3 separate regions of the Homo sapiens genome follow, and all the other regions are linked to region 2. Evidence: chromatin loops called from intact Hi-C (ENCODE). Cell type or tissue: OCI-LY7. All regions are shown on one strand. Region 1 overlaps SVOP (SV2 related protein). Region 2 holds the start of ALKBH2 (alkB homolog 2, alpha-ketoglutarate dependent dioxygenase). Region 3 overlaps SVOP (SV2 related protein).

Evidence for each region. A loop is a pair of places that touch in the nucleus more often than their neighbours do. Peaks named below come from ENCODE experiments on the same cell type or tissue, not always from the same donor. Only the 100,000 strongest peaks of a DNase experiment are listed, where the experiment ranks them.
Region 1: it touches region 2 in a loop (4-fold over the local background); 43 of 110 quality-filtered maps call a loop at or near these places.
Region 3: a loop joins it to region 2, with 6 times the contacts of the local background. A loop is called at or near these places in 44 of 110 quality-filtered maps.

The regions. Positions count from the first base shown.
Region 1 is chr12:108,964,211-108,972,210 of GRCh38, reverse strand. All of the region lies in intron 5 of SVOP (SV2 related protein), which reads left to right. Among named protein-coding and RNA genes, the nearest start is that of SVOP, 53 kb to the left of the region's middle. In OCI-LY7, CTCF peaks have their summits at 4,002 and 4,214; a DNase peak (open chromatin) is centred at 4,210.
Region 2 is chr12:109,089,281-109,097,280 of GRCh38, reverse strand. It overlaps ALKBH2 (alkB homolog 2, alpha-ketoglutarate dependent dioxygenase), which reads left to right and starts at 3,809. Exons shown (of 4, transcript NM_001145374.2): 1 at 3,809-4,034; 2 at 4,344-4,774; 3 at 7,074-7,272. The coding sequence starts at 4,495. In OCI-LY7, CTCF peaks have their summits at 1,361 and 3,665 (motif pointing right); DNase peaks (open chromatin) are centred at 3,770 and 4,600; H3K4me3 peaks cover 5,036 bases; H3K27ac peaks cover 4,762 bases.
Region 3 is chr12:108,947,885-108,955,884 of GRCh38, reverse strand. All of the region lies in intron 6 of SVOP (SV2 related protein), which reads left to right. Among named protein-coding and RNA genes, the nearest start is that of SVOP, 69 kb to the left of the region's middle. In OCI-LY7, a CTCF peak has its summit at 4,554 (motif pointing right); a DNase peak (open chromatin) is centred at 4,584.

The DNA of each region.
Region 1 (8,000 bases), 130 kb after region 2:
ATACATTTCAGAATCTAGACAATCAATGCCTATTCATATCCCCTGGACCAGAACCATTTCCTCATTACCCCTGGCTGGGGCAGTCAAGGGATACTAGATAAAGCCATTGATTCTCTTGCCCTAAAGAGAGCCATTTCTCAAATTTTGGGTTTTTTGTTTTTCTTTTTGTTTGAGACAGGGTCTTCCTGGAGTGCAGTGGCACAGTCTCAGCTCACAGTAGCCTCAACCTCCCAGGCTCAAGCAATCCTCCCACCTTAGCCCTCCAAGCAGCTGGGACTACAAGCATGCGCCAATACACCCAGCTCATTTTTGTATTTTTTGTAGAAATGGGATTTCACCATATTGCCCAGGCTGGTCTCAAATTCCTGGCCTCAAGCGATCCTCCTGCCTTGGCCTTCCCACAGCGCTGGGATTACAGACATGAGCCACTGCACCCAGAAAGCCATTTCTCAATCCCAGCAGGACTGAGCTCCAGTGTCTGCTGTGGGAGCCTGTTCATGAAGACACCCTGAATTACCTTCCTTCCCTTCCCTGTCTCACTTCTCCACTCCCCTACTGGAATCACTGCTCAAATAAACTATCTTTACTAGGATCCTTATCTTAGAGCCAGCTTTTGGGAGAGCTCAGACATGATATGAAATGGATTTGCAAACAAGAAGGAAGAGGGAACTTACAGCTCAGGGCCTTGAAATCAGGTGGACCCAGGTTCAGTGTCAATTTTGCCACTACTGGCTGTGTGATCTTGGGCAAGCAAACTGACATTTTTTTTTTTTTTTTTTTTTGAGACGGAGTCTTGCTCTGTCGCCCAGGCTGGAGTGCAATCGCACGATCTTGGCTCACTGCAACCTCGGCCTCCTGGGTTCAAGTGATTCTCCTGCCTCAGCCACCCAAGTAGCTGGGATTACAGGCACCTGCCACCAAGCCTGGCTAATTTTTGTATTTTTAGTACAGACAGGGTTTCACCATGTTGGCCAGGCTGGTCTCAAACTCCTGACCTCAAGTGATCCACCGGCCATGGCCTCCCAAAGTGCTGAGATTACAGGCATGAGCCACTGTGCTCAGCCAAATTGACCTCTTTGATTATCAATTTCCTAATACGTATAAAGAAGAAAATAACAGAACCTGTATTGGAGGGTTAATAGAGATGAATTAGGGTTAATTGAGGTGTAAATCACTGTTTCTTTTGTTTTTTTGAGACAAGGTCTTGCTCTGTTGCCCAGGCTGGAGTGCAAAGGTGCAATCATAGCTAACTGCAGCCTTGACCTTCTGGGCTCAAGCAATCCTCCCACCTGAGCCTCCCAAGTAGCTGGGACAAGACTTGTGCCACCATGCCCAGCTAATTGTTTTTTTATTTTTTGTAGACAGACAGGGTCTCACTATGTTGCCCAGGCTGGTCTCAAACTCCTGGCCTCAAGCAGTCCTCCCACCTCAGCCTCCCAAAGTGCTGGGATTACAGATGTGAGCCACTGTGTGAATCTCTTTGTACAATGCCAGGCACATGCTAGGCACAGGACACATGTAAACTGAAATTCCGAGTGTAGCATTTCTGACAAGACCCCATGCAATGTCAATGCTTGGGACCATACTTTGAAAACGATTGGCTTAGACTAAGAATAACCTACTACTGGAGCTGGGAATGGGCTACCTCAACAAACCTAGAATTCTGTTAGGAAGGAAGAAGTGAGATCTGGATGCTGGGTAGGTAACAGGCAATCTCCACTACAACTAGCAAATCATGGGCTGAAAATAAAATAGCGCGTTGTATAGCAGGCATGATGCAAAGTATGGTTCATGCGTTAGCTCATCCAATCCCCTTAATAACCATTGAAGTAGGTGCTATTATCACTCTAACTTGATAGAAGAGGAAACTGAGGCACGGAGAGTGGGCAACTTACCCAGGACCACATGGTTTGCTCATCACAGAATCAGGTCTTGCTCATTCTAAGTCTAGAGCTCTGTCTTCACTATGATGCCTGTGGCTTGAATCAGTAGGTGCTCCAGAAGCAGGTGATGGCTCAATGAATGAATGAACGTTCCAGCAATGCCATAGAGGATGCAGACTCCAGCTGCATCCCCTCTCACTGCTATTGCGCAGGAAACTTGGGCCAGCAGACACCTGGAAGATGGTGATCAATATAACTGCCAAGAAATGGTGATCAATATAATTGCCAAGAATGTAACTCCAGAGGCAGCAGGCTGGAAACTAAATGCAGCCATGATGGGCCTCGGGGTCTTGGCCGGTGATGGGGCTGGAGATGGCAGTTGGAAAGGCCTCTCTGGGGCTCCCAAAGGAAGTAAAAGCTGGTTATTACCCCCCTGTTAACCCAAGAAGGAATTACTCTGGTCTTCAGTGGCAGCTCCTTAGATTCTGCCCCCATCTGCTCTCCCACCCACTTCCTGTTTCTGGAGCATATGAGTGATGGCATGGTGATTTTCTGTTTGGAAGAATGAACAAGAGTTTAAGGACAGGAGAGAGGAAGGAAGGAAGGAAGGAAAAAAAAGGAGGAGGGAAGTAAAGAAGAAGGGAGGGAGGGAGAAGGGACAGAGGGAGGGAAGGAAGAAAAAAAGGAAGGAACTAAAGAGGGCATGAACGCGGTGGCTCATGCCTGTAATCCCAGCACTTTGGGAGGCCGAGGTGGGAGGATGACCTGAGGTCAGAAGTTCGAGACCAGCCTGACCAACATGGTGAAACCCCATCTCTACTGAAAATACAAAATTAGCCAGGCATGGTGGCGCATGCCTGTAAGCTACTCAGGAGCCGAGATCGTGCCATTGCACTCCAGCCTGGGCAACAAGAGTGAAAATTTGTCTCAGAAAAAAAAAAAAGAAAGAAAAGGAAAGGGGGAAAGAAGAAAGGAGAAAGAGAGCGAGGTAGGAAGGGAGGGGGGAGGAAGAAAGGAAGGAGGTAGGGAGAGAGAGTGAGGAAGGGGGAGAAGGAAGAAAAAAGGAAGAAAGGAGGGAGGGAAGGAGGAGGGAAGGAAGGAGAGAAGAAAAAACACCTCTGAAAATAAAACAGAGTCATTTTTGTTTTGATGGAGCTGAGCAGCCGTTAAAAGAACTGTAAAGCTGTGGCTGTCTGAGGCTGAATCCAATGTTAATCTTTAAGCCTTTAAAATAATCAAAGGAGGCCAGGAGTGGTGGCTCATGCCTGTAATCCCAGCACTTTGGGAGGACAGATCACCTGAGCTCAGGAGTTAGAGACCAGCCTAGGCAACATGGCGAAACCCCATCTCTACAAAAACTACAAAACTTAGCCAGGCCCAGTGGCATGCACCTGTAGTGCCAGGTACTCAGGAGGCTGAGGCAGGAGAATTGCTTGAACCCAGGATGGGGAGGCTGCAGTGAGCCGAGATCATGCCACTACACTCCAGCCTGGGCAACAGAGCGAGACTCTGTCTGGAAAAAAAAATTCATTTATTTGTTCCTGAGACAAACATGCACAAACACACACACACACACACACACAAAAGACAAACATGCACACACACACACACACACACTTCAGGAATCCATAATGAGGAAATTTGCTGAACCCCAAATTCTGCTATCCAATTGCTGAATCATAAGGCAGTGAGGAATATAACAGAAAATGAGTAAAAATACCTTAACTTTGGGCTTGAATCTGACACTGCATGGCTAAAGCAAGCCACTCCCCATCTAGGGCTGAAATTTCCTTATTTATATCAGAGGAGGCTGAATTAGAAAACACAGATATTCATAGCTACCATTCATTGAATCCCCAAAATGAAAGGGCAGGTGGGTTTTGTCTCTGTGTCTGTTCTAATCATTTATTAGAGGATGCCAGAAACATGGATTTGAGGAGTCAGAAGGCTCAGTGGGATAGTGCTGTGATTGACTAGTGTTGTCTGCCACAGGCACAAGACTGAAGAGTGTGGAGGGAATTTAGTAAACTCCGTGAGGAAAGGGGCTGCATTTGTTTTGTTCACTGAGTTGGCCCCAGAGCCTGACCTCCCTGGTTGAGAGTGCACACTCAATAAATACTTCTTGAGTGACTGAGCTGTGGTGGATGAGAACCAGACCTCCTTGTTTCCACTCTCTGCTACTTTCTTATCCTCTCTAGAGCAGCAACTGCCTTATCCTCTCCAGAGCAGCAACTGCCTGATGAGTGTTCTTTGTTGACCTGGAAAGTCCACAATGCACAATGGTCATTCATGTAGGATCCCAACTTCCCTTGGAAGAGTATATTTACTCTGCCACTAGGGGCAGTAATTCACTTGGCGTTCCCATATAGACATCTTCATGTTTGTGAAGGGCCTCAGAGGAGATTTTAAAGAGATTTACAGAGGGGTTTTCAGAAATGCCATTTACTGAATCTTGAAGGTTGTAACCATATTTTGGCACCTTCCAAAATAGTAGTTCTCAGTTCAGGGCTAGGGGCACTTGGCAATGTCTAGAGACATTTTTGATTGTCACACGTTGGGGGAGGGGTGTGCTACTGGCATCCAGTGCATAGGGGCCAAGGATTCTGCTTCATAGCCCACAGTGCATGGGACAGCCCCCACCACAAAGAATGACCCAGTCCAAGATGTTGGCGGTGCTGAGGTTGAGAAACCAGGCTCTAGAAAACATGTGCAAACAATATCGCCAAGTTGCAGTGATGTGGCATCCGCTCTTCATGTTCTTTCTTCATCTCCTGGGCCTGCTCAGCCCTCATTTCTTTCTTTCTTTCTTTTTTTCCTTTTTTTTTAATTGAGACAAAGTCGCGCTTTGTCACCCAGGCTGGAGTGCAGTGGTGAGATCTTGGCTCACTGCAAGCTCTGCCTCCCAGGTTCAAGCGATTCTCCTGCTTCAGCCTCCCAAGTAGCTGGGACTACAGGCACGTGCCACCAGGCCAGGCTAATTTTTATAATTTTAGTAGAGACGGGGTTTCACCGTGTTAGCCAGGATGGTCTCGATCTCCTGACCTCGTGATCTGCCCACATCGGCCTCCCAAAGTGCTGGGATTATAGGTGTGAGCCACCATGCCTGGCCTCAGCCCTCATTTCAATATTTACCTAAGAAGCTCATTTGGACAAGTGAAATAATGCAGTGTCATTGTGAAAAGCATGGGTTTTGAGGCCAGACTGCTTGGGTTCAAATCCCAGCTCCTCTAATTAAAGACAAGCTATTCAACTTCTCTGTGTCTCAGTTTTCTCATCTGTAGGTGGGATAATAATAGTCTCTCCCATGGTGCTGTTATGAGGAGTAAATGGCCCTTGTACATAAAACTCTTGGCACAGAGAAAATGACATAAATGTCTATTATTATACCACTGCCAAGCTTGTGGTGTCCGTAAATGGCAATGCCAGCATTGAAATACAGGCACACCTGGCTCCAGGGTCCACATCCTTAACCCTGACCTTGGCCGCTGGGAGACATAACTGAATTATCCCTCAGAATTTAGTTGATTAGTTGAACATTCATTCATCCCAAATAGATGAAGCCCAGGAAGGCTGCCCATATGGTGTCCCGCCAGTTCTTCCAAACAGCTTGATAAATTCCATACCCAACATGAAACCGGCCTGACCAGAGGGAAAGAGAAAGTGTCCCCAGATTGCAGAGCTTCCTCCTCCCCAGCATGGAATTCTGGCCCAACCTCAGGAAGGACAGATCAGACTCTAATTATAAAGCTTCCCCAAAATTCCCCCAGGAACACTGTGCAAGCCAGGCAGCTGGCAAGCCTTGGCAACCACCGAGAACCTCCTTGATCTGCCCTGGCCCAGCTATAAGATTCCTGCCGGGGCGTTCACCGCATGATATTGTGGGGCATTCACATACGGGGTTAGGACTCAGTGAGCCACTTTGGTTCCTACAGAAGTTTCTACCACCTGGGAGTTTGTGGCAGCCATGGAAACGTGAAGGAAACTGTAGGTGTGTGGTCTTGAAGACATGGAGATAAACGCATCCAGGTTTATATCACAGTGCACCCCTGTTGACTGAGGTGAGCTTGGGCAAGATGCTTCACCTCTCTGAGCTTCAGTTTCCCCATCTGCAAAATAGACTCCATAATAGGCACTTTAATGGGGGGATTAAATAAGAAAATGTAGCCAGGCATGATGGCATGTGACTGTGGTCCAGGCTACTTGGGGGCTGAAGTGAGAGGATCGCTTGAGCCCAGGAATTCAAGGATGCAGTGAGCTGTGACTGAGCCACTGCACTCCAGCCTGGGTGACAGAGCAAGATGTCATCTCTAAAGAAGGAAAGGAAAGGAAGGAAGGGAGGGAGGGAAGTGGGGGGAGGGAATGGAGGGAGGGAGGAAAGAAGGAAAGAAGGAAGGAAGGAAGGGAGAGAGGGAAAAAGTGTATAATACACTTAGAATATGGTATGGAGCGGTCACTATCTAGTTCAAAAGCTATTAGGTCTATCTTATCTTTAAGAAGGAAGTGAAGGTGCCTGGCAGGCGCTCGGACTCCCTCTGATGATCCTTGGGCCTCCTCGACCTGTAAATACTGTCCTTCGGTTGAACGTGTTAGAGAATACCACAGGCCACATTTGGCCCACGAGCACCAGGCTTTCTAGGCTACAAGTTGCAAACTGGTAACCCATAGGCCAAATATGGCCCCCGATGTGTTTTATTTATCCTGCACAATGTTTTATAGGATTTTGAATCAGTTGCCTCCATTTCAAAAATGACATCTTGCATAAAAATAAAGTTATGTGTTTTTTGGAAAATCAGGTAATCTGGAGGCCTGGAACCCACATTTTGTCATGGTATCTTTTGGCTAGAGTTGAACAGAGGCTGACACGACAGGGAAAGTTCCCTGTAATTCCACCAGGCCCCCATCCTTGCTGTGTTACATGTGCATTGTGCATTTATGTTTTCTGTCAGAGGTCACAGGGAGCCATCAAAGGCTCTAGAGGAAGGGAGTGGCTCATTCAAGGTTGGAAGTTCTGGCTCCAACTTTGGCACCACTTACGGATCTTCAGCAAATTGCTCAACTACTTGGGCCCTTGCTATGCTAATTTGTAAAGTAGACATGAAAATAACAACCTTTGTTCACAGGGCTGCTGTGAGGACCCAGTGTAATGTTGTGACAGTGGTTAATGAAATGCAAATGAAAGTTCCATGAAGTCAGAGACTCTGGCTGTCATGTTCCTTACGGTAGCCCAGGGCCTAGCAAACAGCAGGTGTTCAATATATGCATATTTTATGCATGAATGGATGAATAATATATATCAGTATCTTTAATGCTGGCTACACAGCATGTGTTCAACATGTGTTTATTGAATAAATGAATGAATGGGTGAAGAAAATATGTCAGTGTCTGGTATACAGCAGGTGCTCAATACATGCTTATTGAATGAGCAAATTAATGAATGCATAATGTCTATGCATCTACCCTGGAGCCTTATATAAAGGGGATGCTCAATAAATGTAAAAAGAAGGGAGAGAGGGAAGGAGGAAAGAAGGAAGGAAGGAGCTATCAATCTATAGAGGGCAGAACAGATATTAGACGGAATGACAGTCATAGTTAATGAAAAGCCCAAAGGCCCGTGAGACATGTCTGCGGAGTCCCAAACAAGCTATTGGGTGGGGCTTGCTGGCAGTACCCCCTGCTTTTGTAATATCCATGACAGGCCTTACACAGGGTTGCTGAGCCCTCATTTTGGGGCAGCTGGAAAGCCCTGGCATCAACAGACAAATGCAGAGCCAGCTGCAACCTGTTGTGATCAAACAGGACAGATAATACGGCTCCCAGCAGACCTTGAAGGAGGGTTAACTCCCATGCACTTGTCTCGGTGCCTTCTTTTCTCCCGCTGATGCCAATTAAGTCTTCTGTTTGATTCAAGACTCCTTGGATTCCAAGGAAGAAAGTCCCTATTAAGTTAGCTTAAGCCAAAAGAAAGGGATTAAATGTCTGTATGGCCAGTACCGATGTTACAGTCATGGATTTAGGAGTGCAAAAATGTTGCTTTATTATTATCATCACTTCCTAGACTTTAGTAAATCCTGTGCCACCTATTATCTTATGTACTTAATATCTTTCTTCTTTCTTTCT
Region 2 (8,000 bases):
TGAGCTTTGATCGCGCCAATGCACTCCAGGCCTGGGCGACAGAGCGAGACCCTGTCTCTCGGTGGGGTCGGGGGGAGGGGGCTGGGAAGAAAAGTTCCTGCCCCTTAGGGGTGTTGTGGGAGTGCAATGAACAATATAATAATATTGTCCGGGCTTGATGGCTCACGTCTGTAATCCCCGCACTGTAATCCGAGGCATCTCAAAAACAAACAAACAAACAAATACTATTATATTTTGTGTGTGTATTTTGTTTTTGAGACAGAGTCTTGCTCTGTCGCCCAGGCTGGAATGCAGTGGTGTGATCTCAGCCCACTGCAACCTCCGCCTCCCGGATTCAAGCGATTCTCGTGCCTCAGCTAGGATTATAGGCGCGCGCCACCACGCCTGGCTAATTTTTCTATTTTTAGTAGAAATGGGGTTTCACCATGTTTGCCCAAGTGTGTTTTGTATTTTTTTAGTAGAGATGGGGGATCTCACCATGTTGGCCAGTCTGGTCTCGAACTCCTGACCTCAGGCGATCTGCCCACCTTGGCCTCCCAAAGTGCTGGGATTACAGGCATGAGCCACCACACCCAGCCAATATTATTTGTTGAACTGTTATATACATTTTCTCACGCAATTTTCATGGCCTATTTTATGACGATAAACTAAGGCTTAGTGCAGTCAAACATTTTGCCTAATGTATCAGGCTTGTGGGAGACTTTCGGGTCATAGAGGTTAAACACCAACGATTTGTCTTCCAAATGACACCACTGTACCGAACCTCCTCCCACCACTACTAATACACTTAGGATTCTCTTTCCCTCCCTCACATCCAAACCATCCATATCTGCTTTTGGTTCTTTCTCCAAAGCAAACCTCAAATTCAACTGCTGCTCTTGCATCTCCTAGCTACAGAAGACCAGCTGGGAAGCTGGTGTTCTCTTTTCTAGAGAGAGATTTTTACATCATGACAATACCTGGGGCCTGGCCCAGCTCGGTGGCTCACGCCTGTAATCCCAACACTTTGGGAGGCCAAGGAGGGGCGTATCGCTTGAGCACAGGAGTTCGAGACCAGCCTGGCAAACATGGTGAAACCCCGTCTCTACTAAAAATACAAAAATTAGCCAGGCGTGGTGGCATGCATTTGCAATCCCAGCTACTCAGGAGGCTGAGGCAGGAGAATCACTTGAACCCGGGAGGCGGAGGTTGCAGTGAGCTGAGATTGTGCCACTGCACTCCAGCCTGGGTGACAGAGCAAGACCCTGTCTACAAACAAAAAAAAGAAAAAGAAAAAAAAGACAATCCTTAGGTTAAAACCCTTCTTTGGTTTTCAAAAAGGCTTAGAATAAACCCCAGCTTCCTACCCAGGTCTCAGTGCTGCCTCCTCTCTGATGGAAGCCCCCACTACTGAGTCCAGCTCCCAGCACAATTGCTGGACACACCCAGCTTGTCCCCCTGTGGCCTGCACACCCTTGCATTCACCGTCCCCTTGCCTGGAAAGCCTCAGGTCTCAGCTCAGGATCTTTCCCTGAAAAGGACTTCTCCTCCTGCCCCACTTTCTAGCCCATTGCTCTATAACTGCTATACTATACAAAAGCATCTTATTTATTTTTTCTTTTTACACAATTTCTTTAGAGACAGCATATTATTTATTCTTTCCTTGTGTGTTTCTGTCTCCATCCCCGAAATGTAACCTGAGTGAAGAAAGGAACTTGCTGCTTCTTGTTGCTGGTGTGTCCCAGTGCCTAGGACAAGAAGCTGAAGTCTAAGGGAGAGAGGCTCAAAGCTGAAAATCATTTGCCCTTAGAGCCACTATGACCCAGCACTCCCACACCTAGGCATTATTTACCCAAGGGAAATGAAAAACTATATTCACAAAGCTTGTATGTGAATGTTTATAGTGATTTTACTCATAGTAACCTAAAATCAGAGAAACAACCCTATGTGGGGCCTACTCCTGTGGGGCATCCCTTCTATACCAGTAATAAAAAGGAACAAATAAGTAATACAAATGTGCATATACGACTGGGCACAGCGGCTCATGACTGCAATTCCAGCACTTTGGGAGGCCAAGGCAGGCGGATTTCTTCAGCTCACCAGCTGAAGACTATGGAGACCAGCCTGGGCAACATGGCAAAAACCCATCTCTACAAAAAATACAAAAATTAGCCGGGTGTAGTGGTGCATGCCTGTAGTCCCAGCTACTTGGGAGGCTGAGGTGGGAGTGGAGCCTGGGAAGTGGAGGTTGCAGTGAGCCGAGATCATGCAACTGCACTCCAGCTTAGGCAGTAGAGCCAGACCTTGTCTCACAAAAAAAAGCGGGGAGGTGGGGGGGCGCATAAATGAATCTTAAAAGCAATATGCTTAAGTGAAAGAAGTCCCACAAAGGCATTTCTCATAGAGGCTGAGAGGTCCGAGGTTGAGGGGCTGCATCTGGTGAAAACCCTCTTGCTGGTGGGGACTCTGTTGAGTCCTGAAGCCGTGTAGGGCATCACATCGCGAGGGGCCTGAGTGTGCTAGCTCAGGTCTCTCTTCTTCCTTTTATAAAGCCACCAGTCCCACTCCCACGGTAACCCATTAACCCATTAACCCCTGAGCCCATTAATCTATTAATTCATTTATGAGGACATTATGACAGAGCTCTCATGTCCCAATCACCTCTTCAAGGCCCCACCTCTCAATACTGCCACACTGAGGATTAAATTTCAACGCGGATTTTGGAGGAACAGATATTCAAACCACGGCAATTCCCTGTATATGAAATTCTGGAAAAGGCAAAACTATAGGGAGAGAAGACAGATCAGTGGTTGCTGATGCTGGGTGATGGGCGAAGTTGATTAAGAGGCTGGAGCAGTTTTATGGAGGGACGGAACTGTCTTAGATCTTGATTGTGGTGGTGATCATACAATATTGTACATTTGTTGAAATCTGTCAAAACAAAGCCTCTGATCTCATGGAGCTTTCGTTCCATTGAGGGGAGACAGAGTAAATAAAAATTAGGAGCCGGTCGTGGTGGCTCACGCCTGTAATCCCAACAATTTGGGAGGCCCAGGTGGGAGGATCACTTGAGCCCAGGAGCTTGAGACCAGCCTGGGCAACATAGCAAGGCCCTATCTCTACTAAAAATAATAAAAAAATTATTTAGGGTGGGGTGGGATGTGCCTGTAGTCCCAGCTACTCCAGAGGCTGAGACGGGAGGATCGCTCTAACCCAGGAGTTCAAGGCTGCAGTGAGCTATGATCATGCCATTGCATTCCAGCTTGGGCAACAGAGTGAGATCCTGTCTCAAAAAAACAAAACAAACAAGAACAACATCAAAAAACAAGAAAACAAAGAAAAACGAGCAATAATGGAACCAACATTTATTTAGAGGACAGAGCATTTCTCATGCATCCTGTCATCTCCTCAGGCGCTCTCATGACATAGGTGCTGTAGTCCGCACTTCACAGATGAGGCAACTTAACCCCAGAGAGGTTAAGTGACCTGTGGGAGGCCACACAGCCAGGGCGGAGGAGACAGAAACAGAATCCACGATATCCGACTGCAGAACTCCTGCTCCCACTCGTGACAATATACTGGTGGCCCAACGCCCTTTCCGGACACCAAAGTAACCCTCACTGAGAAGTGACGCCAAGCCACAGTTCTCACCCCAGCCGTGATTCTCGACAGTGGCCCAACAGGTGATCAACGGGAAAGCGGCAGTGCTTGCCACACACGGGAGGCCAGCAGGTGGCACCAGGGGGCCGCCCGGCTGCTCTCTTTGCGCCCTAGCCTGCCGTAGTTCCCAGCGTGCTCCGGAAGTGACGCGACCGATTCGCTGGGGCGCGTCTTTCCCACCACGAGGCCACCAGGGTGACTGCGGGATTCCGATCTGCGCCGGAGCTGCGATGCTAGAGCACTCTTGCCACCCCCACCCCACGGACGTGTTGCAGTGATATCAGAATTTTGCGTGCGGTTTACCCGTGTTTAACCTCTTTGCGTCTCGCTTCTGAATCGTATCCACTTGAGCATCACTAGACTGATCTATTTTAACACTGGTGGGGGGCAGCGAGGTCAGTTATGGGTCCTTCCTCCTTAAAGGGGTGGACAGTTGACTTTGGGCAAACCTCTTCGCCTCTGTGGGCAACAGTTTCCCCTTCTGCAAAATGAGGGTTTGGATTGTAGTTTCTAAGTTTAGCTGTGGCGTGCGAATTCCCAGGAGGTAGTTCTTTAAAAATTCAGGTGCTCAGGCGTGGAGTGCAGACCTCTGGGTTTTTGCAAGCTAGCCAGCTGATTCTGATGCACAGGTGGACGTGGGAGACCCTGGATCAGATTGTCCCTAGGGTCCCTTCCGGCTTTAACATCTTCTGTTTCCTTTCTAGGACATGGTTTTAAACTTTAAAATGAAAATGTGAAACTAGGAATGTTGCTGTGAGACCCCTTGGACAAACAGATTTTTGCACTGGGGATAGAACTTGAGCAATTTCTGTCTTGGCCTCGCCACTGACGTCCCTTCTTTCCTGTGGGGACAGGATGGACAGATTCCTGGTGAAAGGGGCTCAAGGGGGCCTTTTGAGGAAGCAGGAGGAGCAAGAGCCAACTGGAGAAGAGCCAGCTGTGTTGGGAGGAGACAAAGAAAGCACAAGGAAGAGGCCCAGGAGAGAGGCCCCAGGGAATGGAGGCCACTCAGCAGGCCCTAGCTGGCGGCACATTCGGGCTGAGGGCCTGGACTGCAGTTACACAGTCCTGTTTGGCAAAGCTGAGGCAGATGAGATTTTCCAAGAGTTGGAGAAAGAAGTAGAATATTTTACAGGTAAGCAGAGGGGTGTGTGTGTGTGTGTGTGTGCATTGAGGGCTTGTTTGGTGCAATTAATGATCGTATGTTTGGAGAAATCTGAACTCAGGATCCATTATTTACTGATGGGTTCACTAATGGATTCATCCAATATTCTCTGAGCACCTCTGGGCTAAGCCCCTTAGGTGCTTGGGACATAAACTTGAAAGAAACTGGATTGCCTGTCTACTAGGAGCTGACAGATGACTCGAGTGAATCTCTCCTTGGCTACTGATGAGTATCTTCTGGGAAAGTTTACAAAACAAAGTAAAAAAACGTGCTGGGTTCTACTGCAGAGCACTTCAATCAGAATCGCTCCGAGTGCAGGCTGACCACTTGTTTGTTTAAAAAGCTTCCAGGTGATTCTCATGGGCAGTCAGGGTTTGAGAATCACTGGTCTCATAGGAGAGATGGCAAATAACCAGGTAATTTCTCCACACCAGTGGTTCTCAGCATCACCTGGTGGACTTGCTGTTGGCAGGACTTGGATTGCTGGACCCTACCCCTGTGGTTTAGTTTAGTTTCTAAGGAGAGTCCAGGTGCTGCTGGTCTGGGGAGCACATGTTGAGAACCACACCTCTATCCTGTAATGAGGACACAAGGATCTGGCAGAGAGGCATAGAAAAGCCCACAGGAAGCTAGGCGTGGTGGCTCGCGCCTGTAATCCCAGCACTTTGGGAGCCCGAGACGGGCGAATCACTTGAGGTCAGGAGTTCGAGACCAGCTTGGCCAATATGGTGAAACCCTATCTCTACTAAAATACAACAACAACAACAAAAAATGAGCTGTGCGTAGTGGTGCATGCCTGTAGTCCCAGCTACTTGAGAGGCTGAGGCAGGACAATCACTTGAAACCGGGAGGCAGAGGTTGCAGTGAGCCGAGATCGCACCACTGCACTCCAGCCTGGGCAACAGAGTGAGACTGTGTCTCAAAACAAAACAAAACAAAAAACGAAAGCCCACAGGCCAGGCACGGTGGTACACACCTGTAATCCCAGCTACTCTGGAGGCTGAGGCAGGAGGATCACTTGAGGCCAGGAGTTCAAGTCCAGCCTGGGCAACATAGTGAGACCCCCTCGTCACTTTATTCTTTTATGCTTTGAGACAGGGTCTCGCTCTGTCACCTAGGCTGGAGGGCAGGGGCACGATCTTGGCTCACTGCAGCCTCGTCCGCCTGGGCTCAAGTGATTCTCCCACCTCAGCATCCTAAGTAACTGGGACCACAGATGTACACCACCAAGCCTGGATAATTTTTAAATTATCTGTAGGTCTCACTGTGTTACCCAGGCTGTTAATTGAACTCCTGGCCTTGAGTGATCCTCGCCTTGGCCTCCCAAAGTGCTGGGATTGCAAGCATGAGCCAGCGCGCCTGGCTCACCATCTCTTTAAAAAAAGAAATGCCCACAAGAGACCCCAGCAGTGTGAGCCCCATCTTTCATGGGGTCACATGCCCTTAGTCCCTACAGTTGACAAGCTATCCTAGCCTGTAAACTAACTTTATCGTGTTCCAATTTCAGCCTCTTTATTCTGCCCTTACTGTAGTTAAGGCAGTTAAGTTACAGTGTTCACTAAAAAAATGGCCCAGGACCATGTTTCTCTCCTTGTAGAACAAGAGTCACTGTTCTTACATGAACATTTGGGGCAGTTGGCTTGGTGCAGTGGTGCACACCTATAATCCCAGACTTTGGGAGACTGAGGTGGGCGGACCACTTGAGCCCAGGAGTTCAAGACCAGTCTAGGCAACATGATAAAACCCTGTGTCTTACAAAAAAATACAAAAAAAGTTAGCCGGGCATGGTGGCATGCCCCTGTGGTCCCAGCTACTCAGGAGGCTGAGGCAGGAGGGCTGCTGGAGCCCTGGAGGTGGAGGTTGCAGTGAGCTTACAAAAAAGTTAGCCAGGCATGGTGGCACGCCCCTGTGGTCCCAGCTATTCAGGAGGCTGATGCGGGAGGATTGCTGGAGCACGGGAGGTGGAGGTTGAAGTGCGCTGAGATTGTGCTACTGTACTCCAGCCTGGGTGACACAGGGAGACCCTGTCTCAAAGAAAACAAAACAAAAAGAAAATTTGGGGCAAGCCAAAATGATGATTGAAGAGGGGTTTAAATTGCATGGAATGACGGGGAAATGTTATTCCTTACTTCCCTTTCAATCTTGAATACCCAGGGAGCATGTATGTGGGGCACTGGATTTCTGGTGATGGCAGTGCGGGTTGGGGGGGGCATCTGGATTTCTAGATGGGGGTCAGGTAGAAAGGAACTGCCATGTTTCCTCTGCACAGGAGCACTGGCCAGAGTCCAGGTATTCGGGAAGTGGCACAGTGTGCCCAGGAAGCAGGCAACGTATGGCGACGCTGGGCTGACCTACACATTTTCAGGCCTCACGCTGTCTCCAAAGCCCTGGATCCCAGTTCTAGAGCGCATCCGGGATCACGTCTCTGGGGTGACTGGACAGACCTTCAACTTTGTGCTCATCAACAGGTGACACCCTGTTTAGTGGACTCAATGTTACAAGTCTTCTGTCTCCTCCAAAAGGAAGTGTTTAGGGTTCCACCCTATTTGGTTCATTGGTACAAATCATTTCTTAGTACACTGGGGCTCTAAGAGTGGAATAGCGCCAGCACTCGGTCTTCCTGGATCCTGGAGCTCATCCCGGAGTAGGAAGTGAGAGGTGATTAACTCCTGAACAAACAGCTGAATGAGATAATTTCTTCTTCTCTTTTTCTTTCTTTTTTTTTTTTGAGACAGGGTTTTTCTATGTTGCCCAGGCTTGGTCTCAAACTGCTAGGCTCAAGCGATCCTCCCACCTCAGCCTCCCAAAGTGCTGGGATTACAGGCGTGAACGACTATGCCTGACCCTAGACGATTTCAGACAGTGATAACCATCTTGCAAAAAATTAAACAGGCCGATTTGACTGAGAATGGCTGAGAGGTTTGCGATTAGGGCAAGGTTTCTCAACGGCAGCACTGCAGACATTTTGGGCCCAGTCATTCGTTGTTGTTGGGGCTGACCTGTGCCTTGCAGGATGTTGAGCAGATCCCTGGCCTCCATCCACTAGATTGCAAGTAGTGTCCCCCACCCCCCAATACCTGTCCCCTGGGGCAGAATCACCCTGGTGGAGAACCCTGGGTGGGTTTAAGGGAAGGTCACTTCAGATGGGGTGGTTAGAGGAGGGCTGAGGCAGTGCGTTTGAGCTGATAACTAAATG
Region 3 (8,000 bases), 140 kb after region 2:
TCTCTAAAATGGAACAACAACATCCCCACCTCATGGGGTCCCTTAAAATAGTCATTAAATGACAACATTCTGTAAAATGCCCAGGACAGTGCCTGGCAGAGCACTCAAGATTTATTAACAAGCATTTGATCTGCTGAAGGCTTTGGCAAGAAGCTCAAGCGTCATTGTGATGTATGATGGATGACGGATGAATGACTCAAGGTATCACTGTAGATAGAACAGGGACAGGGGAGATATGACCACATGGATTTGACACATGAGCAAACTCCCAGCCTCCTCCTGCCACTTGGGAGGCTGGAAGGATGGTGAGTGGCTCTCAGCTCTCCTCAGTCCTTCCCTCCTTGATTCATGATTAATTCCTCCAGGGCTCTGTAGAGTAGGCATTTGACATACACTTCTGGATCTGGGATGAGCTTACAAACCACTGGAGCTTGAAGGAAAGGCTATTAATGGAGCCGCAGCCATAAATCTGGGCTGGCAGGGACTTGTGGACAATGTGCTCCACTTCTGGCCCAGCTCCAGGAATTCCTGCAGACACAACTACTGCCCTATTCATGAATATGATGAGTTCATTGAGGACGATACCGTTTTCCCCTCGTGGCTGGAAGGAATGTACTCACAGAAGAGCAAATCAAATTCCCTTACCAGGGATGCTCAGAGAGATGCCTGTAGAAATAGACTTCAAACAGTCACTGGATTTTCTTCTCATATAAGGAAAGATAAAGGATTTAAATATTCAGAATGTCCACAGAAATTCTTGTTCAAGATGGTAGAATGAGAAGTGACATTTTCTATTTCTTCTTCTTCCACATTTCCTGGAAATGACATAGAAGTAGTAAGAAATAGAATAAATCTTTTCTTTTTGTGAGAGACAGGGTCTCGCTCTGTTACCCAGGCTGGAGTACAGTGGCAAAATCATGGCTCACTGCAGCCTCGAACTCCCAGGCTCAAGTGATCCTTCTGCCTCAGCCTTCCAGGCACACACCACCATGCTCAGCTAATTTTTTCTATTTTTTGGTAGAGATCGGGGTCTAACTGTATTGCCTGGGCTGGTCTTGAATACCTGGCCTCAAGCGATCTGCCTACCTTGGCCTTCCAAAGTGCTGGGATTACAGGCATGCATCATGGCGCCCAGCTAAGAAATAGAATAAATACTTAAGAGTACTGGAGAGCAAGAAAATGGTGCCATCAGTGGATCAGAATTTTGAGAAGCCTCCGGAAGCCTATAAGCAGATGCGATTGCAAGGGTGGAGTAGCTGGAACAGAGAAAATCACACCCCAAAACAGCAAAGGGGCGGGACTACAAAGAGGACGAGAGATTCTTCCCATGGGGTTCTGGGATTATGGCACAGGACACCAGGGGAATAAAATAAAGGACATAGAGGAGCTAGGAGGGCCTTTCCCCCTTATCTCATGCTTATCTTAAGGGTCCCCAGCTTGCCTGCCTGCTCCCTACTTCTTCCCCATTTAGTTATTCATGTATTGAACACTACTGTAGCCCTTCCATGTGTTTATTGAGCTATCATTACATTCCAGACACTGAGCCTTGTGCTTTACGTGTATTACCACTTTAACGCTCATCTTAGGATGTAGATATTATGATCATCTCCATTTTACAGGTACAAAAGCTGGAGCTTTGTAGAAACTAAGTAGCATGCCCAAGGTCACATAGCTAGTAAATGGCAGAGCTGATGTCTAAACATCACTTGACCCTCCAAACCTATTATCTGAACTACTCCACTAAATAGCTTTTTTTTTTTTTTTTTTTTTTGAGACAGATTCTTACTCTGTCACCCAGGCTGGAGTGCAGTGGTGTGATATCTCGGCTCACTGCAACCTCCACCTCCTGGGTTCAAGCGATCCTCCCACCTCAGCTTCCCGAGTAGCTGGGATTATGGGAGCAAGCCACCACACCCGGCTAATTTTTGTATTTTTAATAGAGACGGGGTTTCACCATGTTGACCAGGCTGGTCTCGAACTCCTGACCTCAAGCGATTCGCCTGCCTCAGCCTCCCAAAGTGCTGGGATTACAGGCATCAGCCACCACGCCCAGCCTAAATATCTGTTTTATCTGTGAGGAGGGCAAATAAAAACTAGAAACAAAATTGCAGAAGAAATATTTAGCCACCCAAGAGAGCCACTGGCTTCCCACCACTGTAACTCTATCCACTTACATAAAAATAATGTCTTAAATTATACAATGTTCCTATCTAGTTATAAAAATGGCTCCCTTAAGTTCATTATTTAGAAACATTTAGTTGGAGATATTTTGATGTGATTAAATGCAATTAAAAGTTTCCATTAATTTACAATAGCTTTATCCTATTGCAGCAACTCATAAAACCAGATGAAAAAGATTTTGCTGTATAATTCTTAAAAGCTCAACAACCAGAAGTCCTTGTAATGTACTCTGAATTTTAAGTATAAATGTCAATTAGGGCCGGGCGTGGTGATCACGCCTGTAATCCAAGCACTTTGGGAGGCTGAGGCGGGCAGATCACCCGAGGTCGGGAGTTTGAGACCAGCCTGACCAACATGGAGAAACCCTGCCTCTACTATAAATACAAAATTAGTTGGGCGTGGTGGCACATGCCTGTAATCCCAGCTACTTGGGAGGCTGAGGCAGGAGAATCGCTTGAACCCAGGAGGTGGAGGTTGCAGTGAGCCGAGTTCATGCCATTGCACTCCAGCCTGGCCAACAAGAGTGAAACTCTGTCTCAAAAAAAAAAAAGAAAAAAAAAAAAAAAAGTCAATTAGATCATTAAGGAGCCCATTCCTCTACGCTGATCTGTGCTTTTCTACAACCCTCCTTCTCTCCTCCCTTCCTCATTCTTTTCTTTCTTTCCCCAAAGTAGATATAATAATGGAGCTTACCAAGTGCTGGGCACTTTGCTAAATGTTCTGCTCAGACTAACTTACTTGGTCCATTGAACAACTGTTTTATCCCCGTATGACAGATGTGAAAACTGAGGCTTAGAACTCACAAGGGACTTGCTGGAGGTCAGATAGTTATTATTATTATTTTTGAAACCGGATTTCGCTCTGTTGCCAAGGCTGGAGTACAGCAACACGATCATACCTCCCTGCAGCCTCAAACTTCCAGTCTCAAGGGATCCTCCCACCACAGCCTCTGGAGTAGCTAGGAGTACAGATGTGTGCCACCACGCCCAGCTAATTTTTAAAATTTTTTGTTGAGATGGGCTGCAGGGCACAGGGTGGGCGGTCTCACTGTGTTACCCAGGCTGTTCTTGAACTCAAGTGATCCTCCCATCTTGGCCTCCCAAAGTGTTGGGATTACAGGTGTGAGCCACCGTGCCTGGCCAGATAGTTATTAAGTGTAGTGTAGGGGGCCTGGGCACAGTTGCTTATGCCTGTAATTCCAGCACTTTGGGAGGCTGAGGCAGGTGGATCACTTGAGGCCAGGAGTTTGAGACCAGCCTGTACAACATGGCAAAACCCCATCTCTACTAAAAAATATAAAAATTAGCCAGGCGTGGTGGTGCACACCTGTAATCCTAGCTACTTGGGAGGCTGAGGCAGGAGAATCACTTGAACCTGGGGGTTAGAGGTTGCGGTGAGCCAAGATCGTACCACTACACTCCAGCCTGGGGAACAGAGTGAGACTCTGACTCAAAAAAAAAAAAAAAAAAAAAAGAGAAAAGAAAAAAAAGTGGAATGTAGGGTTTGCTTCTACTTTGTAACAAACCACCTTTGCATTCATGGTTTAAAACAATGATTAATTCAACTCATGATTCTGCAGTGAGGCAGTTTGGTGGCTCCTCTAGACTCCATGGGACTTGCTCATGTGTCTTCAGTCCACTGAATCATGGGGCACCCAGGCACCTGGTCCCATGGCATCTGAACAGGGGTCAAAGGCAGCAAGAAGAAGCCACAAACCTTCTTGAGGCCTATACTTGGAACTAGCATAACATCATTTCTGCTACATTCTGGTGGTCAAAGCAAGTCACAAGGCCACACAGATCCCCAGGAGGGGAAAATGAACTCTTGATGGGATGTGCTGCAGTCATACTGCAAAGGTGCATAGATACCGGGACGGAAAATATTGGAGCAACTTTGGCAAACCAGTTGCAACTGGGTTCAAATCCAGGTGTGTCTGGTGCCAAAGCCCTTACCATGTTGAACAACAATTTCAAAGGGGTTTCAGGCATATATAGTCAGAAGGTCCTGTTAAATCATTTATATCCACGGCGTTTCTGGTACTGACTTGGAGAATGACTCTGGAGTGTAGGCTGGTGGTTCTTAACAGTTTTCTAGACCCTTTAAGGCAGATAAGAGGAATCACATGTAGAATCCCAGATTAATTACACTTTCTCTCTACGGAGGGACATCAAGAAGGAATAGACTTTAATTCAAGCAAGGGAATTAAATACAATTTTATTTTTGTCATTAGAGACAATATACTTTTGTTTTACCAAATTTAGGAAATGCAAATAAGCACCAACAAATAACAAATGATAATCACCTGTTATTGCCCCGTGTCTCTCCACGAAAACATCAATACAGGTTGGCACTGGGCCCATGTGTTTTTTACCTCCAGTAGAGGGCGCCATGCACCGCAGCCAAACACCATTTATGTAAGCGGCTGCGGTGGGAAACCTGGAGTAAGGTAACCCACGCCCTACTTGTGTTTTAGCTGCTCTTAAAGACAGTACCTCAGGTAGCTGCCCAGCTGTTCTACCTTGAAACCTGCCTCAGAATGATCTTCAAATTGGTGTCTACAATGAGCTTATACACAAAGCCTGTCCTCGTTCCTCCAAAGACCAGGCAAAAATGCCAGGCTGAGATCACAGGTTCTTGCTTTCCAAACACGTGATCCAAATGGCAAGCCTCTAATTGCCCAGTGCTGTAAATGTGATTATTTGCAGTGGGAATTTATTTATGCCAGAATCAGCTGATTCTTGGCATTGCTAATTTCATTGCTCATTCTTTTATTTTTCAGTCTGATTATAATAATTGCCATACTTTGGATAAAGATCAAGTAGCTTGCTTTCATAATGAACTGCTGTAAATAATGGCCAAATATGGGGCACAACAATTATAGGAAAAGATGTTTCTTGTGGCACAGGTGGCAAAAGCAAGAAATTGAACACAACCTAAGCATTCATAATTAGGGGGCAGTTAAATAAATGATGATACTACCGAGGTGAGGAAGACTATGCAGCTGCTAAGAATAATGCTCAGCTGGGCATGGTGGCTCATGCCTGCAATCCCAGCACTTCAGAAGGAAGCTGAAGCAGGTGGATCGCTTGACTCAGGCATTCAAGACCAGCCTGGGCAACATGGTGAAACCTTGTCTCTACAAAAAATACAAAAATTAGCCAAGTGTGGTGGTGCACACCTGTAGTCCCAGCTACTCAGGACGCTGAGGTGGGAGGATCATCTACCCCAGGAGGTCAAGGCTGCAGTAAGCCATTATCGTGCCACTGCACTCCAGCCTGGGTGACAGAATGAGACGCTGTCTCAAAAGAAAAAAAGAGTAATTCTTGGCCAGGCATGGTGGCTCATGCCTGTAGTTCCAGCACTTTGGGAGGCAAATGCAGGAGGATTGCTTGAGCCCAGGAGTGTGAGACCAGCCTGGACAAAATAGTGAGACTCCATGTCTACAAAAAAAAAAAAAAGAAAGAAAAAGAAAAATTAGCTGGGCATGTTGGTGCATGCCTGTCATCCCAGCTACTTGGGAGCCTGAGGCAGGAGAATCTTTGAGCCCAGGAGCTCAAGGCTGCAGTGAGCTATGATTGCACCATTACACTCCAGCCTGGGTGACAGAACAAAACCCTGTCTCAAAAATAAATAAAGCTGTAGATCTACCTCTATTAACATGAAAAGATTTCCATATTGTCTTACTGAAGCGGAACCTAACACAGAAATTTAAGAGCAAGAAGTTTCCTCTGGGAGACTCAGCCGCAGGTCCTCCAAATGGTCCCACTTCAAGGATGAGGGAACTGTCCAGTGAGGGCTACTCCCGGGAAGTTTAAATTCTTCGGCACTTCTGGCCTGCCACAAAGGCTGGCCAGCCAAGCTTTACTGACCAGAGAAAGTTCTCTGGAAAGGGTCACAGGTACTGGCAGTTAGAAGGTGGACTGGCATGCGTGGACATGCTAAGAATGGGGATGTTTGGGTGGAACGCTGACAGTGTGCTGTGTATGTTAAGAAAAAAAAAAAGAAGGAAAGAAGTAAGGGAGGGAGGAAAAGGTAGGAGAGAGGGAAGGAAAGAGAAGGGAAAAAGAAAGAAATAGCATGTTAGTTAAATTTATGTATTTATTTTTTTCATAGAAAAGAGGCTGAAAGATTGCAGGCCAGGCACAGTAGCTCATGCCTGTAATCCCAGCACTTTGGGAGGCTGAGGTGGGTGGATCACTTGAGGTCAGGAGTTCGAGACCAGCCTGGCCAACATGGCGAAACCCCATCTCTATTAAAAATACAAAAAAATTAGCTGGGCATTGTGGCATGCACCTGTAATCCCAGCTACTTGGGCTGAGGCAGGAGAATCACTTGAACCTGGGAGGCAGAGGTTGCAGTGAGCCTGAGATCGCACCACTGCACTCCAGCCTGGATGAGAGAGTGAGACTCTGTGTGGGCAAAAAAAAAGCTGAAAGATTGCAAAGCAAACTCTGATTAGTAGTTATGGCTTTGGGGGAGAGGAATGGGAGTTGGGGTCATAGGGAGAGGAAGAATCATCATATACTCTGCATGCTTATGTATTGCTAAATTATTTTACAATGAGATTGCATTCATATAATACTCTATAACTAAACAAAAAAACAGAATGAAAAGACTTCATGATATACGTTATAGGTTTGTTATAAAAACAAATCCTCGATCTCTAAGGACAGAAATAGCTTTGCCCTTAGAATATCCTGCTGCACATTTTTGCATGATTAGTAGTTTGACTTCGATTTGGTAAAGGAAAGGTAAACATGGTATTATTATTGATTTTTAAAAATAATATAAGCATACCATTCGGAAAACAGAATAAAATATAAAAGTCATCCATGATAATTGTTGCAATCTTTAGCAACCACTATAATCTTGGTTTCTATTATCAGGGTTTAGTTATGAAATTCCCCATGGTTTTTGTTGAGTGAGGTACTGAAAGGAATATAAATTGGAACAACTTTTTGGAGAACCACTTTGGTAGTATATATATATCTCAAATCATAAAAACAGGCATACCCTCTGACTCAAATTCTACTTAGGGGGATCTGTCCTAAGGAAACAATGTGAAGACAAAGACTTCAGCCTAAAGATGTTTAAGGAAGTGTTGTTTATAACTGTGAAACTGTCCCAACAGGGAAGTGATTCATGGGCTGCATGATATAGACAAACCTAGTTTAAAATGTTGGCTCTTCTGCTTACTAACTTACTAGCTGTGCAATCCTGGTCAAGTAACAACTTCTCTGTTGTTGATAGATGTAGATATGAAAATGGTGGTAGGACTTTTACTGATGATAGAACTTTGTCTAAATCTCAGTGGTATTGCTGAGGCCCCCTTTTGAAAAGTGAAATGCTCTGTAAGGAAACCCATTGATTGGGTTGCATAGAAGCAGACAGAACTGGGGGCAGAGATTCCTCTATAAGTGATTTATTGAGAGTGCTCTTGGGAGGAAGCTGTAAGAGTGAAAGATGCTAAGAGAAAGATACAGGGAAGAAGTTCACAAGGATGTGGTTTCTTCTGGACTCACCTGAGCACACAGGGAGCTAAGGGAGTGTTCATTGCTCCACAGGATCTGACCCCCACCCCTCCCCCAATGCCAGGGGATGGGCCTTTTATACACGTACATGCCAGTCTGCAGCCTGCCCTGGGGAGATGGGCATAACTCCTAGGTACCTCTGGGGTGATGCAGCTTCAGTTGCTCAAGAGTATCCCTAAGAGAAGGTTGCAGGTATGAGCCATTAGCAGAAGTGCAAGGTGGGCACACAGACCTAGTAAAGGGATCCTAGGAGATCTAAATGTGTCCCCAGCACCATCTGCCTTCACA